Regions from separate parts of the Homo sapiens genome. Here region 1 is linked to region 2. A link is a loop called in an ENCODE intact Hi-C map of the cell type or tissue named here. Cell type or tissue: B cell. All regions are shown on one strand. Links, peaks and the distances in the headings refer to the core of each region. The heading gives the core; the rest is flanking DNA.

Region 1 (9,198 bases), core at 729-8,728, 95 kb before region 2:
AAAAATTAGCCGGGCATGGTGGTGCCTGCCTGTAACCCCAGCTACTCAGGAGGCTGAGGCAGGAGAATCACTTGAATCCAGGAGGTGGAACTTGTAGTGAGCTGAGATCACGCCACTGCACTCCAGCCTGGGTGACAGAGTGAGATTCCATCTCAAAAGAAAAAAGAAAAAAAAAAACAAAAACAACATCTTTTTGAAAAGCACGTGTTTCAGGGAAATGTGTTTTGTGTCTAGTGGAAATCTGTTTCACTAGATTTTTAAAGTATATTAATGATGGTTAGTTATAGAAAAATGTTGATATAAAAGTGGACTCTATATTAAAATTTCTTATTATGACAGATGAGTTTTAGTAAGCAAGATGAAATTTTACATTATCAGTTCTTAGCTAGTAGTTTCCACAGTACATTAATCATTTTTATTTAATAAGCAAAATGTATTTTTATTAAATTGCTTTACAATATGGTATATCCAGTGATTCAATGGATGTAACATTTAACAGATTGGAGGTCCATCAAAAAAAAGAATTTCTCTAACAATTTTACATCTACACATCACATAAAGTAGTTTAAAGTTACTCAGTTCATCCCCCTACCAATGCCTGAATTCTGTCTTCATCCAGCTTGAGGAAGATCACTTCATAGTGGTCACCTCCGATCTTTTTTAAGTTCTACTTCATACCCAGCTGAAATCTGGCTCTTGAGAATATCTGTGCCCTCTCCCCTGCAACCATTGGCTGAGAATATCCTATGGTTCTTGACATCTTTAAAGACACCTACCATGCCCCCATTGTCTTCCTTTCCCCTCTTGATATTTTATTCATCTGTTAAGAAAATTAACCTCCAGACCCCTCATGACTCAGATATTCCTCCTAAATCTATGCTTATTTGTCACTATAACTGTTACAGCCTGGTGCTCTAAAACAGTATCCAACATGAGAAGCCATAGAAGAGAGAATAAAAACATGAATTCTAGAGTCAAACTGTCTTTTTTCACATATAAACTTTACTCCTTGTTAGGTACAACTTTGAGCAAGTTCCTGACCTTCTCTCTGCCTCATTCTCTTCATCTATAAAATACAGATAACACTAGCAATTAACTCATATGACCGTTGATAGCTGAACACGATGCCTGCATGTGGTAAGCACACGAAAAAATGGTCATTTCTAAAAATGCTGGACTATAACCTTCCCTATCTACATAATGGAATTCAATCAAAAGGTTCTAAAATGTTGCTATCTCTACAGGTGTTCTGATTACATGGTTGTTGCTCACAGTGAGTGTGTAGTCACTTCCCACGTGAATATTTACATGCATGCAAGTCATATTATATTCATTCAAGTAATTATTGAACTTCAATATGTATATGTCTTATTTGTACATGTATATTCGTATATTTTGTTAAATTTTCTTGTTAGAGTCAAAAAATTAAAATTTAAAATATAGTATCTGTCATATGTGTAAATTTTAATACTTTATAAATAATTTTTAAATATATCCTATATAAACTTGGTAAAAATCTCATATTTCATTAATTTTATAATTTGCATTTTCTCATTTTATATTTTTTAATTTGGGATACATCTTATAGACAATGGTAGATCATAATTCAAATTATAGTGTGTTATTATTCTTAGTAATACCTAAAATGATGGTATGTCTTACATTTGATTTGGTCTCACATTAACTGAACTATGGTTTAAATGTGAAGAATAGGTATATCAATCATAAAAAGCAACAAAATCTAAAGGAAACTCTCATCTTTTCTACTTTCCTAAGTGATTCCATTCTACTTAGATTTATCCACTCCAAACTTTTAAAACTTATTGACCCTTGGTCAATCAAAGTACCTTATGATGTTTTCTTACTTTTCATTAAAAAAATTCTATCTGGTTGCTTATACATTCAAAAATCTTTAATAAGCCCTACTATATGCCAGATACGGTACTGAGGACATAGTACTTAAAAACAAAGAACAAAATATAAGTTAACAAAAATGAAATGTAGAACCTGTCCTCGGAGTTTCCTTTGTAATTAACAAAGAGAAATATATGCCATATGATGCCACTTATTACTAAGTTGTTAAAAATATTTTTAAATAAATGAAGACAAAGAACTGAGTATCATAGTTTTTAATCCCTCCACAGGTCACAGCACATCGTCTTATATCCAGTAAATGGAAAATACATTCAGTACTTCATGAAGGTACTTTGGCAAAAGTTACATTTAGATACTGCCCAACTTCTCCTATCACTACCATATTTTTTCTTATTTTTTGATGGCCTCCATTCCAAAACTATCTTATAAGATAATTTTCTCATGGTGGTCAATAAATTTTAACTCATAAATAAGGGGTTTGATGCCAAGACTTCAACACATTCTCATAAGCATTTTTAGAAAAGTTGAGGAAGAAATGGTTTCTTTGACTAAAAGGCTGGAAGCTACAATGATAGAAAGAAGATATATTAAAGTGCAGTATTAAAAACCTGTATGCAAATGTACATAGTGGATCTACTAATAAATCTGACAAATGGGGTACAACCTAAATATTTTTCAGCAACTAACTGGACAAAAAAAAACTGTATATATGCATACAATTGAATTGAATACTACTCTGCAGTGAAAAGTAAGGAGCTACTGATAACACACAACAGCACGCAAGAATTTCAGGTGCATTACGTTCAATGAAAGATGACAGGCTCAAAGGTTACATGCTATAGATTGCATAATATAACTTTCTGGCAAAGATAAAACTTCAGGGACAGAAAATATACCAGTCATTGCCAGGGGCTGAGGGTGGGGGAGCGGATGACTGCAAAGGGGCATTGGGGATTTTTTTGGGGGTAGCATAACTGTTCTATAGTTTGATTGTGGTGGTGATTACATAACTCTATGTAAATTATACCTCAATAAACCTGACTTTAAAAATGTAGTGTTGTTGATGCTCTGGGGTGTTGGAGAGTGCCTTAGTCTGTTTGGGCTGCTATAACAGCCTACCACAGACTGAATGACTTATAAAAAGGATAAATGTCTTTCTCACAGTTCTGGAGGTTGAGAAGTTCAATATCAAGGTGCCAGCAGATTTGGTGTCTAATCAGGGTCAGCTTTCTAGATGTCAGTGTTTTTGCTGTAACCTCACATGGCAGAAGAGGCAAGGATCTCTCTGGGGCCTCTTTTATAAGGGCACAAATCTCATTCTTGAGGGCACTACCCTCATGATGTCATCAACTCCCCCAAGTTCCCACCTTCTAATTTCATTATCTTGGGGGTATTTTGATGTGTTAATGAAGTAGGGGACACTAACTACAAACATTCAGAACATAGAAGAGGGTTGCCCACTGCTGCCAGCCAAGTCAACGTAAAACAGTACTTCATCCTTACTGGGTGTCTAGGACCATCTGTCATCTCATCTCATCTACCCTGAACATCTACCACACTCAATGCAGAGAAAACAGTAGTGCCTTTCACATGACACGTACTAAAAATATTTGTAGAATGGGAAGCTGACTAAATGAATAAAAAACACGTGAATGAATTTCTTACAAGTCTATGGTCTTGGTGACCAGGCAACTTTTAATTATTCTATTTCCACTGCCTTAAAGGATAAAATCTACTTCTTTCATAGCCTCATTTTTATCAACAATGACCCAGTTGTTTTAGTCATAATCTTGGTAGGATCCTTAGTTTCTTTTATATTCATTTTTCTCTTCTCTATTCTTTCCCACAAGTAAATTCTCCTTTCACATGCTTCTCGGTGGGGGTCTCACTTCTGACCTCCACCTTTGCCTTTCTCTGTCCATCACAGCTGGCCACAAAGAGCCTTCCCTGTCACTGTTTTGAGTATATTTTGTATTTCTCAGACCCCTTCATGGGTCACTTATAACAAGTTAAAATTTCTGTTTATGCAATAATGAAAGCTGAAGTGAAATATTCAAAACTGAGTACAAATGATGCTGTAAATTAAACATGCATTTAAATCTTGACAATCTAGTAATATATTCTGCAAACAACCTCATTACAGGACATCAAAACTCACAAACCCCAGGGCGAACGAATGCAAAACAGAAGACAACATTTATACTTTTGTTTCTTGTATTTCATTGAATAACTTATTGACAATTTGTGTAAAAAAGTTTATCAAATTGAAGGGACTAATTTTTTATTGTGTTTCAATAATGTATCTTATAATACTTTAGAGCCTATAAAATATGAATATATGTTAATGTATATGAAAAGATTTCAAAAACACTTTTAAGAAATAAATTTTATAAAATAGCTGTCAAAAATGTTAATTATTAATTAAGTTGATATTTGTTTGCTATGCTGCTAATAAATAACCTAAAACAATCATTTTAAGGTATGCATTATTCTAATTTTAAGAAAGTTGCATCTGTATAAATACAATGTACATCTGTTTCTCTAGGCAGAAGAAGAAAAGTAGAGATTTTTTGAAAACTTGTTTGGCTTCTGTATTTTGTTCTGCGTTTTCACCAAAACATAACAGAATGTACTTCCCCTTTCAAGTTACTACTCTTCCTTTGTCTATATATTTACATATGCTAGAGTCATAAAGAGAGAAGCTTTATTACATGTGTGGGTGTATATATTATATACATATATCTTATAACTAGAGAGAAAGGAAAAAGAGAGACACACATTCATAGGCTGATAGGAATGGAGTAGAGATGAAACAACCTTTCAGAAGAAAAATATGTACCATGGGTTGATGGACTTTTGGACAGTCTTCCTTAGACTCAGGAACTGAGTCCAAATCTCTGGTTATTTTGTTCTCTCAGGCAAGACATGAAGGAAGTGTGATCTGACCACATTGCAGATGGTTTGGATAATCAGCATTCAAAAAAGAATTTTTATTAAATCCATTTACCATATGTTTCCATTAAGCTGGAGCCTCTATTGTATTATACAAACACACATAGTACACACATATCTATATATGAATCTTGATGTCACTAACTCTATACTTTGTGCTAATGTAAGAGTTTACTGGGTTCTTGAACATCTGTCAGGACCACCCAGACAATTCTGAATTGTAAAAAGAAAAAAATTCAGTCAACCAAAATCTGACCAGATAAGACATGAAATGTAAGGACAGGCTTTTGTATTTGTGACAGCTGTCCCAAATTCTTCATTGATTGATGTATTTATTTTACAGTAGGATGCAATCACTGTAAAATAATTGCCATCTTAAGATGCATACGGTACAGTTTTTTTGAAAAGATGCAAACAGCAAAATTGATAACAAAAACAAAACAAGATGATATTGGGTACTCAGGGTGGGAAATGTTGGGAGATGGGTGAGGGAAAAAAGAAGATATATTGGGTGCAGTGTACAGCGCTCAGGTGATGGGTGCACTAAAATCTCAGAAATCACCACTAAAGAACTTACCCATGTAACCAAAACCTGCCTGTACGCAAAAATTATTGAAATAAAAGATTAAAACAAAACAAAAGGCTATGAGGCAAGGAATATAATAAATCGATAATGTGATTAGGAAGATAAAATGTGTTTTATGTCTAGTGTGGCCATACGCAAGAAGAAATATAAGTAGCTGATGGAGGGAGAGATAATAGCAAGTGGTTACTATCACATCTCCTTTCCTATAAACCTTTTCTTTAAAAATTCTGTAATTATAATGACAGAGAGACTAATGAAATACCCAAAAGTTATTCACTTTATTTCTTATAATGAAATATTTCTTCCAATTCCAGATCATCTTAATTCATGAATTTCCAAGGGGAAGGATTTCTCAAGGAATAAATATTGGAAATTATGTCTACATAAAAAATACAACAGTGTGAAACAAACAAAGAGAGATATTTTATTTTTGTTTTGCCTGCTGGAAGATACTATATAAAGGAAAATATACCAGATAAATTTCAAAAATAGAGTGATTTTCCATTTTTTTCTCTAGTGATATCTTACATTCACCATGTCTACTTTACATCAAACTCTTCATAATAAAAGAGTCTTTTTAGTGGAGTCAGTATAAGTTCACGTTTCAAGCTCAGACTTCTAACCTTGATTTGTTATTCATATATACTGCTCTTTCTCTACTTGGATATCTAACACACAACATTAAGTGACCACAAACAGAACTAAGCTCTTTAACCACCACCTCCCCAACCACCATTACCACCACCCATCAGCTGGCTTCCCCTGTAATCCTTCCTATCTCCATTGATGGCAATTTTGTCTTTCAGGGTATTCAGCCAAAAATCTTGAAGTTACGTTTGACTTTCCTCTTTTGCACCACGTCAGCTGCATTAGCAACTCCTGTTGGCTCCATTTTCTTCTTCTTCTTTATTTATTTATTTTTTTTTTTTTAGACAGAATCTCACTCTTTCCCCCAGGCAGGTGTGCAGTGGCATGATCTTGGCTCACTGCAACTTCCACCTCCCGGGTTCAAGCAATTCTACCTGCCTCAGCCTCCCCAGTAGCTGGGATTACAGGCACCCATCCTTACACCTGGCTAATTTTTATATTTTTAGTAGAGATGGGGTTTCACCATGTTGGCCAGGCTGATCTCAAACTCCTGACCTCAGGTGATTCACCCACCTCTGCCTCCCAAACTGCTGGGATTACAGGTGTGAGGCACCATGCCCGGCTCAGCTCTATCTTCAAAACAGATGTACTGGTCACTTATTACCTCTACTGTGTGATCTCCTCAGGAAAGTAAAAATCATTGCTAAGTATGAGGTTTAAAATCTCAATCCAGCTTGTGTAACATAGTGTTTCCTTAATATTATTAATTTTTAATGGATAAATGTAATATTTTTCTATAGATAACTTTGTAGCTGTTCTTTTATTCACTCAACAATATATATTAAATGCCTACTATGGGCCAGGCACTATTCTAGGTACTTTGGATACATCAGTGAACAAAATAAAGATCTCAGTCCTAGTGGATCGTATACTTAATGGGAGACAGACAATAAACAATACACAAAATGAATACATTATGTACTACCTTAGAAGATGATAATGACTGTTCAGAAAAGAAAAAACAGTAGAGAAAGTGAAGTCAGGAGTTATAGCGGGGTGGGGAGGGTGTTGGTTAACAGTTTTAAATAGGGTGGTAAGGATATCTCTCTGAAAAGTAAATTAAAAAAAAAAAATTGAGACAGGGTCTTGCTCTGTTGCCCAGGCTGGAGTGCAGTGGCATGATCATAGCTCACTGCAGCCTCAACCTCCCAGGTTCAAGTGATCCTCCCACATCAGCCTCCCAACTAGCTGGGACTACAGGCAGGCACCACCACATCTGGCTAACTTTTTTGAAAAATTATTTTTTGTAGAGACAGGATATCACTATGTTGACCAGGCTGGTCTCAAACGCCTGGGCTCAAGTGATTTTTCCACCTCAGCCTCCCACAGTGTTGGGATTACAGGTGTGAGCCACTGTCCAGTTTGAAAAATGAAATTTTTAATGGACACTCATCAGTTTGATTTCCTTCTGCATATCTAGGAAGAAGATTAACAAGGAGGTGCCAAGAATAAAATGACATATACTGCTGTAGTCTCTGATTCAAATCTTTCTCTATATCCATCATAGGATCATGTTTGTAAGGGAAAAAGCAAAGAATAGATGGGACAAGGATGCAACCAAAAATATCCACTTATGGGCTGAATATTTGTGTCTCCCCAGAATTCATATGTTGAAGTCCTAATCCCCAAAGTAATGGTAATTAGAGATGGGGTCTTTAGGAGGTTTTTAGATGAGGTCATAAGGGATGTCATGGTGACATGGTCAAAGGAGGAGCAAGTGGGGGGTGGTGGTACCACACACATTTCAATGACCAGGTCACAGGAGAACTCACTATCACAAAGACAGCACCGGCTATGAGGGACCTACCCTCATGACTCAAACACTTCCTGCCCAGCCCCACCTCCAGCATTGGGGTTACAACTTAACATGAGATTTGGGTGAGGACAAATATCCAAACTATATCAAAGAGTGTCCTTGCTAGGTCGCTCTTTGTCATGGGAGGACAAACTATGAACGTGCTATGTGGAAGCCAGGAAGAAGCCCTCGCCAGAACCCAACCATGTTGGCGCCCTGGTTTCAGACTTTTAGCTTCCAGAACTGTGAGAAAATAAATGTCTGTTGTTTGAGCCACCTGGTCTATGATATTTTGCTAAGGCAGCAGGAAGAGATTAACAGACCACTACAATGTTAAGTGTTGAAACTTTACAAATGTGAGCCTATGAAGCCAGGAAGGATGTTATATAGAGAAGTTCCATGTTCAAATACAATTTATAGTGCCTCCCAAATGTTGAGGCATTTAACATTCAAAGAATCCCACAAAATCATGTTAATGATCTCTCTGAAGAATTTCTGGATCTGCCCACTTTCTATATTCTATAGATACACTTGCAGAGTTTACTTACACTTAGTCCCCCAGCTCCCACTCTTTCCTCCCCAGGCAGACAGTCACAGAAACCCTGCCAACCTTCCATGGGTCCAGCAGTCCATCAAATGACTAAAAATGAAGCTGCTCTGGTAAGAAGCCAAGCTCCAAACTGATAACAATGTTGAAATATCTGTATACCTGAACTAATTTAATTTTGTCATACATTGTCACAATGGACAAAGCCTTAACAAAGTTTTAGTGGGTGCTTGTGTAAGTAGATACTGCTGGCTAGTCTTCCTTCCCACTTCTCCCTTCCTCTCCCACACTCCCCTCAAATACACACTTCTTGCTTAATCTTGCTTTACAAATAATAGTATATGTTTGCCTAAGAAAATATTTCAAGATTAAACAATGAACATGAAATGAAAATGGACTCAGTATTTCTATGAAGTTTTTGTAGCTTTTTCAAATTGGGTGCCCCTAACTTTAATTTTAATGACTCTCTGACACCTCCCTTCACCTCTGGTCAAGGCAGGCTTCCCTTTCCTGCCTGTCTCCCTTCCTCCACCTCACACAGAAACATCCGTTTCCACTTCCTGAGTTTTTCTTATGCTCATCACTTAACCTGGAGTGTCCTTCCAAGTGTGTTCTGATTCCTAAAAGTTCAGCCTCTACCTTCTTCACTTTTTTCCTCAGAAACAGCCCAATTGACTTCCATTTCATTTAGTATGTTAACCTGTCTTCTAGAACATATTAATAGAACTATATTATCCTATTCACTATCTGCTACACAGCTGAGCTTACTGCCAGCAGTATGTTATTGTAAGTATG
Region 2 (9,198 bases), core at 758-8,757:
TTGCCAGTGCATGCAGTCAATTACAACATACCCACTGGTACTATACAGAACCTGGAGAAAAGCACAGGTCAAGTAGGGGATTATAATTAAATATCTGAATGAAGAAGGAAACAACTTGTTTGCCACAGAAAGACAGGTTAGAGTTTGAAAACAAGATGTACTCACATTTTTCTTGCCTAGTCCATCAAGTTTCAACAAGCAAGCAGTACATATTTTCATCAGACATTTGCCATAGACTCAAAGGATCATCTTAATTTCCAGTCTTTCTCCACATTTTCTAACACAGGCTTATGTACCTGAATCATTTGCCTCATGAAAGGAAGGGATCGGGTTCATGGACAGAGGGGAAGTGGTGAGGACAGGGACTACTGTCGGACAGTGCAGGTAAAGAGTTAGTGATTTTTGTAGTATTGACTAATAAATCCAAACTTTTCCATAAGCTGAAAATTTTTTAAAAAAGAAAGTGCTAAACACAATTTCTAAATCCCTAAAAAATTCAGACACTTTTTTAAAGCTGTCATTTTTCTTAAGTGGATAATTGTCATGGGATCTAGTGGAGATACATGCTTTAATATTATGCAGTGACTGTCATTTATCCAACACTATGACAAAGGTGTTCCATGCATATTAGTTTATCCACACAATAACTTTAGGTTAGTCTATTTATTTGGAAGTTTATTGTTCAACTCCCTACATTTACCAGGTCACATTAGGAAGCAAAGGTTTTTTTATAATATAAAATATTCACTTATCCACTAAACTATAACATTAGGCCCCCTTCCAAGATGCTTCCCAGTTTCACATGTAGCAGTAGCACATAGCTGCAATTATAACTTGTTTCATATTAGATGAAATAGTTATGTGTATAACTCTATGTTTTTAAGATAAAAATCCTAATAAAACTTATTTTTTATTATTTACCATGAAATCAGGCTCTTTTTCAAAATGGATTCATGTTTTCCTATTTCCAATTTTCTTTAACAATAAACATCCTCTCTTCTATTATGATCATGATTTTTAGATGAATAAATTGATACCAAAAGGCAGTTTTTCTTTATTTCTTTCATATCTGTAGAAAACCACACCAAGAGCCTCGACAAATCCAGATCTAACTTACTTCAATATGCAGCCTAACTCTTCAAGTAAAAATGTAAGAGCCACCAAAATTGAGGCACTACTGTAGGAGGCCTGGAAAGACAATGAAGAGACAGTAAAAGGCTATTGGTGAATGTGAATGGAAACTTTGTGAGTTACTAGCAAACACAAGACTTTTGAAACTGGAAACACTTGTTCACCATGGTAGCAAAAACCACCACAAGTCAGAAATCAGTGTGACACTTTTTCCCCACGACGCTAGAAACCACCTTGAGATAATTTCTGATATAGTTTCAACTCAGCTTCACCCATTTCAGACCCTTTGCATTTTGTCTATTTCTGTTGGTGATTCTGAGTCAAATCTATTAAAATGTATTCATCTGGCTCAATAAGGGTGCTTTCTTTTTTTTTTTTTTTTTTTTTTTTTTTTTTTGTAGATGGAGTCTCACTCCTCACTCTGTGGCCCAGGCTGGAGTGCAGTGGCAGGATCTCGGCTCACTGAAAGCTCCACCTCCCAGGTTCACGCCATTCTCCCGCCTCAGCCTCCCAAGTAGCTGGGACTACAGGTGTCCGCCACCACACCTGGCTAATTTTTTTGGATTTTTAGTAGAGACAAGGTTTCACCGTGTTAGCCAGGATGGTCTCAATCTCCTGACCTCGTGATCCGCCTGCCTCCGCTTCCCAAGGGTGCTTCCTAAGGAATATGTGCTTCATACCATGGTATTCTACATTACCTCTTCATTTCAACATACTAATGCCAAACGCTCTGCTAGACCTGAGCAATAAGAAGTTGGCTCAGACTTAGTCTACACCCTCAGGGACCTGACACAAATAAACAAGTTCATTAAATTGTCTTATGCCCAATCATCACATAATCTAGAAATATCAGTTGTACAATAGTTAAAAATAGGGTAATCTAATGAGGTGCAGTTTAATAGCATTTAAACTGGAAGTGCCATAATGCTAAGCAATGAAGGATCTCTTTTTCAGGTCATCAAAGTATTTCATCATATATTTCAAAGTAACTATGAGAAAGAATTTTGAATATTTTTACAACAAAGAAATGATAAATGCTTGACATGATGGATATGCAAGATACCCTGCTGATTTAATCATTATACAATGTATATATCCATTAAGACATCACACTGTGTCCCATTAATATGTGCAATTATTATGTGTCAATTAAAAATGATCTAAAACTGTAAAAAAATCTAACTTAGTCATGAAGGAATGCATGGAGTTGCCTTCCCAATTGTGATAATGGGAAGAGCAGAGAAGGCACAAAAAACAAAGAAGCCCTTGTGTTAGAAAACAACTGAAGTCATTCCAGATTAATTAATAAAAATTTTATATGTATTATGCAAAACATATTAAAGGAAAATAAAATTGTCTTAAAAATCAGTAATTACTCAACTGATAGTGAACTTGAAACATTTTCAAAAGCAGTGATAAAAACTCAGTTCTGAAACAGAGTAATACTCTTATTCCAGAATATTCTGGGGGTACATAAAGGAGGATCAATTGGACGAGGACAGTGTAATGGAGGCATACATTCCAGAATAAAACGGAAACAACACTATTGCTCCTCCTGGCTAATGATGTTCACTAATTTCTCAATGAAGAGAAAATTCAGTTGATGGCAATACCCCATATATTCTATTTCTATTGTTCAGTTTACATTTAGCAAAATAGATAATTTTATAGGGGTCCCATTTCAGAGCATATTTATTCAATCCTTATTAAATAATAGCAAATTTATCCTAGCACTTTACTAGATACTAAGCATTTTAGAAACATAATGTATTGAATCATCACAACCATCCTTTGCTGGAGGTAATACTCTTACTCTTGTTTTACAGATGAGGAATCAGAGTCACAAAAAGGCTAAGAAGTTGAAGGTCACACAGGGAGTAGGTAGAGAGCCAGGATTCAAACCTAAGCAGCCTGTGCTATCTCTCTAACTAAAGAAAGTCCTCGGGTTTAATTATATTAATAAATTCATATTTAAAAACATTGAGTACTGGCTGGGCATGGTGGCTTATGCCTGTAATCCCAACACTTTGGGAGGCTGAGGCGTGCAGATTGCCTGAGGTCAGGAGTTCGAGACCAGTCTGGCCAACATGGTGAAACCCCGTATCTACTAAAAATACAAAAAAATTAGCTGGGCAGGGTGGCACGCACCTATAATCCCTGCTACTCAGGAGGCTGAGGCAGGGGAATTGCTTGAACTAGGAAGGTGGAGGTTGCAGTGAGCTGAGATCATGCCATTGTACTCCAGCCTGGCGACAGAGCAAGTCTCTGTCTCAAAAAAAAAAAAAAAAAAAAAAAAACAACCAAACAAAAAAACATTGAGTACTATCAACCAGGTACTATATGAAGCACAGGGCCACAGAGATGAACACTATTGTTTATGTTTATATGTAAATAATAAATACAATAAAGTCTCACAGAGACTAGGCTATATTTATAATGTCAGTGGACCACAAAGAAGTAGTGGTCAGCATGGAAACTGTTTGGCTGGTTGCCCTAACAGGTAACATTCAACTTGTTGCCTTTATTGACAAAAATAGAGATGCATTAGGTAATTGGCATCCTTAAAAAAATTCCATATTAGCATACCGTATTTATGTCTGAAAGTCTTATATATTACAACAGTCTCCTCTCCCTGTTTTATTCTTTTCCTCTTTTCTCTCTTTTCTGCCTTTTTCAATTCAATTCATATTTTTGAGCATACACTTGAATAAGACACTTTCTGCTCATTCATTATAAACAACATATTAGAATTTATGTTAAAGACAAAGAAGGCTCTTAAATAGAAGAAATCTTTAAAGAGTTTAGAAATTTTCATTCGCTCCTTAGCTTTCCCCTACCTCTGGCACATTTTGTGGCTTCTGTTTTATAACTGCAGACCCACAGACAGTTAGAGGCACACCTGTATAAACACCAAGGCCCAGAGATTTTCGTTGGTCTGCAGCCAGCACCAGGCATCATGCACTTTCATATTCTGTCTCACTTGAGCCCCATCAACACCTGAGGGAAAGCCCAAGACCAAGGGGCTAAACCCTGAGAAAGTTGGCACGGCGTAGCTATGGCTCCAACACCTGGGCTAAATGAGGAAGTATTTTTGATACTTCCTCATTTAGCCCAGGTGTTGGAGCCATAGCTACGCCGTGCCAAGTTTCTTAAAAAAAAAAAAAAGAAAAGAAAAGAAAATAATGCTTGACAGTTTTCAGAAACATTTCCTTCTTTATGATTTAAAATTCATCCCAGAGTGGCTGTGATATATGTGAATATAGCTAAATGCACAGAGAAATATCTGGGACAGATTCAAATGAATGAAATGTATTAATGATATTAGGGAAGGGGTACGGAGATGATTCCTGCATGATATTTTTTTAGTGACAACTGGTGACCTGATACCAGTGAAGTGTAAGATTGTGGTTTTCTTTCTCTTTCTCTCTTTTTCTCTCTTTCTCTCTTTCTCTCTCTCCCTTCCTCCCTCCGTTCCTCCCTCCCTCCCTCTCTCTCTCTTTCTTTCTTTTTGACGATCCTTGGTATTTTGGAAAATCTTTGTGGCTAAAATAAAAGAAACTTAAAGGACATTTGATGCAGAATACATAGCTCTCTATAGCGAATGTTGATCTCTATATCTCATTAATTCAGTTTAGGCAGAATGGAAATCATCTGACCATTCTGGCCCTGATACAGACTCTATTATTCTCATCCATGTGTTTCTATAGATAACATCTACTCCATCTCCAAAGGGAGAATGTCCTTAGATAGAGGGAAGTAAACTCAGGCCCTCTCTCACCAAAGACAAATCAAACTTGAGAGAACTGCAGATACCCTTCCACATTTGCAAAGCCCTTTCATAAAGTTCTAGCAATCCATGAAGGAAGTAAGGTCTGTATTATTATTGTCTCTCAAACTCTTCAAGTCTTTTCTTAAATGTCATCTGATCAGTCTTTCTCTGGCAATTCTTCATAAAGCAGCAATTATTTTCTTCCCTGGCTCCAGCCTTTCTTATTCCCTTGCTGGTTTAAGTTTTCACCATAGCACTTAACTCTATCTAGAACATTACACATTTATGTATTTATATAATGTCAGTCTCACTTGACTACAGTGAGAAGAGTGACTTTGAGTTGTTCACTGGTCTATCCCTGGGGCTTGGAATAGTGCCTGTCAGTTAGTTCATACTTACCCAATATTTGCTGAATGAATAAATATTGAATAAATGAGTAAATATAAGGGCTCAGAAGAGTGTAACTTGTTCAAGTAAGTTACAAAGCTAATTGGTAGTAGATTCTAGACTATACTTCGATCTTAAAAAATCTTTATCTTATCCTTTTTCTTTTCCTTTTTTTTTTTTGAAATGGAGTCTCGCTCTGTCGCCCAGGCTGGAGTGCAGTGGCCCGATCTCGGCTCACTACAAGCTCCCCATCCTGAGTTCACGCCATTCTCCTGCCTCAGCCTCCCGAGTAGCTGGGACTACAGGCACCCGCAACCACGCCCAGTCAATTTTTTTGTATTTTAGTAGAGACAGGGTTTCGCTGTGTTAGCCAGGATGGTCTCGATCTCATGACCTCATGATCTGCCCGCCTTGGCCTTCCAAAGTGCTGGGATTACAGGCGTGAGCCACCGCGCCCGGCCTGGCCTATCTTTTCCTTTATCTATGGAAATCCTAAATGCCCCTTTGAGGTCTGATGCCCCAAAGACTGAAGATATTTCATAAGGTGTTTGGCACATAGTAGGTATTCAAAACATTTTTTTGCATCTGAATCTGAATAACTGAGAATACCACCCATGACATAAATGTTGTAATTTTCCACTTGCTGAAAGTCTTTGAAATAACTCCAGTGGGAAGAAGGGAGATGAAGATGGTTCCTGAGGGGGTTCCAAAGAGAATCAGAAAAGGTCAGCTACCATAAATAAGTATAATTCTTGCAGGAATTCATCACAATCTCCATAAACGCTGATTACTGAACACACCTCCAACCCTATTGTTCCCTGTAACCTTTTCAGACTGAGATGTACTTTTTTGTTGTTGCTAAACAACACATATTCTTTGTAGAAATTGAGAAATGCACAGAAAAACACACAGAAGAAAACTTAAATCTCCTATATGTAATCACATTGAACAGAAAAAATCTATAAACATTCCCCTGTATATCTTCATTTCCACGATACACGTGTATAATATATTTTAAATAGGTGAGAGTTTACTGTACATAATGTATAGTATCAGCTTTTTAAAAATTTAACAATGACTCATAAGCATTTTCCATTTCATTGAGCATTCTTACATAAGTTTAAAGGACTACATAATAGCTCTTGTTGTATGAATGCAAGATAATCTATTTAATCATTCCCATATATGAAGATATTTTATTATTCCTATTTACTTATAAACAAAACCATGTTAACATCATGTAAGAACATATTTGTATACTTCTCTGATTATTTCCTTAGAATAAATCCACTTTTTTGGAATTGCTAGGTCAAAGAGAACAGACACTTGAGTTTTGAGGTACATTGTGGACTTCCCATCTGGAAAGAGTATATTAGATTAAACTCTAACTATATATATATTTCCCTAAAGCTATGTCAATATATTATGATTAAAAATACATTTTCCAATTTGAGAGACAAAAGTCATCTCTCATTTTCTGTAACTTTATTTTATGACAAAAATAATGTGTTCATTACAGAAAACATAAAAAATCTAGACACAAAAAAGAAAAATCACTTACATTCTAATACACATAATTAACCATTAACACTTTAGAGTGAATACATTCTCTCTAAAGCTTTGGTTATTTGTGTGTATATGTAAATGTTCATAGCCATAGATATAAGTACAATTAACATTCTAAAGTGAGGCCTAGTGCTGTGGCTTATGCCTGTAATCCCAGCACTTTGGGAGGCCAATGCGGGCAGATCAGGAGTTCAAGACCAACCTGACCAACATGGTGAAACCCCGTTTCTACTAAAAATACAAAAAATTAGCTGGGTGTAGTGGTGCAAACCTGTAATCCCAGCACTTTGGGAGGCCAATGTGGGCAGATCAGGAGTTCAAGACCCACCTGACCAACATGGTGAAACCCCGTTTCTACTAAAAATACAAAAAATTAGCTGGGTGTAGTGGTGCACACCTATAATCCCAGCTACTTGGTAGGCTGAGGCAGGAGAATAGCTTGAACCCAGGAGGTGGGGGTTGCAGTGAGCTGAGATCATGCCACACTGCACTGCAGCCTGGGTGACAGAGTGAGACCCCATCTCAAAAAAAATAAATTCTAAAGTGAGACGATACATCTATCTTTTTAACTACAAATATCATGAACATTTTTCCTTATTAATTATTCATGTAGAAGAACATTTTAATGGCTGCTGTTTAGTGTTTCAATATACAAATAGAATTTATCTTGCCAAGTGCCCTATGGCTGGTTACCAAAGTTAATTTCAATCATGTAATTTCAAGTTTACTTACTATTAAATAAAGGGATTTTTCATTTGTTTATTGAACATGGATAATTCTTTAGTGATTTGTCTCATTTAGATCTTGTTAAAGATATACTCACAGTTTTCTTCCAAATATTGGACAGCTGGAGATTTCTACAGCAGGCAGGATCAGCAATAGGCCAAGGAGGCACTTGTCACTTCAACATGCAGAGGGGAACATTACTGTAGTCACCACAGTTCAAAGCATCTCATTCAAGCCTAATGAGTTATCTAAGCCTGTTACTGAAAAACAGGAAATCTCAAATTCCAGTCCAGTTTTGACGTCATCAGTTTTTGCAGTCTAGGGCAACATCTTGTTCTACAGACTGCATTCTGCCCAAAGGACATGATAATTACTGACCTGCCTTTTCAGGACTTGCAAACATTTTTAGCAATTCTAAAAATACTGGGGAAGGTGAATGAGTATTCTTTTTGCTCATTACCAGGCAGCAACTTAGTCAAATAATAAGATATGCTGCTGTACTAATAAAAACTTAGACTTCAAAGATTAAAAAAAAAATCAACGCTTAATTGATTCAGAGAGCCTAGTCCATCATCCTTCAGTAACCTAATTACCTGACTTTGTGCAGACACATTAATGAACCATTAGTGCAATCTCATAAATGTATCACTAGCGCTTAGCACAGTACTAGAAACATATGAGAAACTGAAATATGAAATGAGAGAATGAATGAATGAATAAATCTTCTGCTATATTTACATCAAGTTTTCTAATATATGTCACCCACATTGTACTACTGATGACAATTTTGGTTTCAGTTTGACTGTCAGCTGAGGAGTGAGAAGCCTAGGAGCATTCTGATTCCCTTAAATTAGGCCTTAACTAGTTTCCTTTACACATCTAATATCTATGTATTAAAAATAAAGATGTTAAGTATTTAAATTTTCTTTACAAGGATGCTTTGGAAAACTTAAGAAACATTTTTATACCTATAATGTCATTAAATAATAAAGTTAGTAAGCTCTTATATGAAGGGAGGTATCAAGGATGGTAAGTGCGTCACAGCTAAGCTGCAACTGTCGGCAGCAGATAGGAAAAAGAATAACAGTCCCACTACAGGTGAATTTTCAAGGTGGTCAACCACCTCCATATGCTTCTAAATAGTCAGCACTTCAAATAAATAATCTTCACCAAAGACAATTTATTATGTGATTTTTCTTATCCCCCAAATTAATAGAGGACAAAAGGCTATGTTAATTATGTAAAAATCTAACCTTAGTTTCTTCTAAAAATGAAACATATTTATTTGTTTACTATGATTAAGCAGTTTATTTCCTCACAGTACCAAAAGGCAGAACAAAATAAATTGGCTGGTACATTTTAAAAAGCAGCATTTTGCTCATGTTACTGAGGGTGCATTTTTATTAGCTTGAAAGATAAAATAATCCCTAACATATTAGACATTAAAATAGAGCAAGTTAATGCAGTGAGGTAATCATGATTAATCAAAAATAAATCTCTCAGTGTCACCTTAAAATGCACATTGCAAGATTTTTCTCTAAAATCCAAACTGAAATTGCTTTTCATCAAGAACTGAGGAATTTAGAATAGGACGCCAAGAGAAAAACATTCAGAAATTG

The links. A loop is a pair of places that touch in the nucleus more often than their neighbours do. Peaks named below come from ENCODE experiments on the same cell type or tissue, not always from the same donor. Only the 100,000 strongest peaks of a DNase experiment are listed, where the experiment ranks them.
Region 1: it touches region 2 in a loop (2.0-fold over the local background); 2 of 110 quality-filtered maps call a loop at or near these places.

The regions. Positions count from the first base shown.
Region 1 is chr4:85,697,540-85,706,737 of GRCh38, reverse strand. The region is part of intron 2 of ARHGAP24 (Rho GTPase activating protein 24); the gene reads right to left. Among named protein-coding and RNA genes, the nearest start is that of MIR4451, 20 kb to the left of the region's middle. In B cell, for the core only: no CTCF peak of the experiment used is centred there; DNase peaks (open chromatin) are centred at 3,614, 3,867, 4,627 and 6,180; H3K4me3 peaks cover 2,206 bases; H3K27ac peaks cover 7,638 bases.
Region 2 is chr4:85,602,782-85,611,979 of GRCh38, reverse strand. The region is part of intron 2 of ARHGAP24 (Rho GTPase activating protein 24); the gene reads right to left. Among named protein-coding and RNA genes, the nearest start is that of MIR4451, 120 kb to the left of the region's middle. RefSeq lists an enhancer at 1,220-1,279. In B cell, for the core only: no CTCF peak of the experiment used is centred there; DNase peaks (open chromatin) are centred at 1,289, 4,129, 7,859 and 8,339; H3K4me3 peaks cover 1,844 bases; H3K27ac peaks cover 8,000 bases.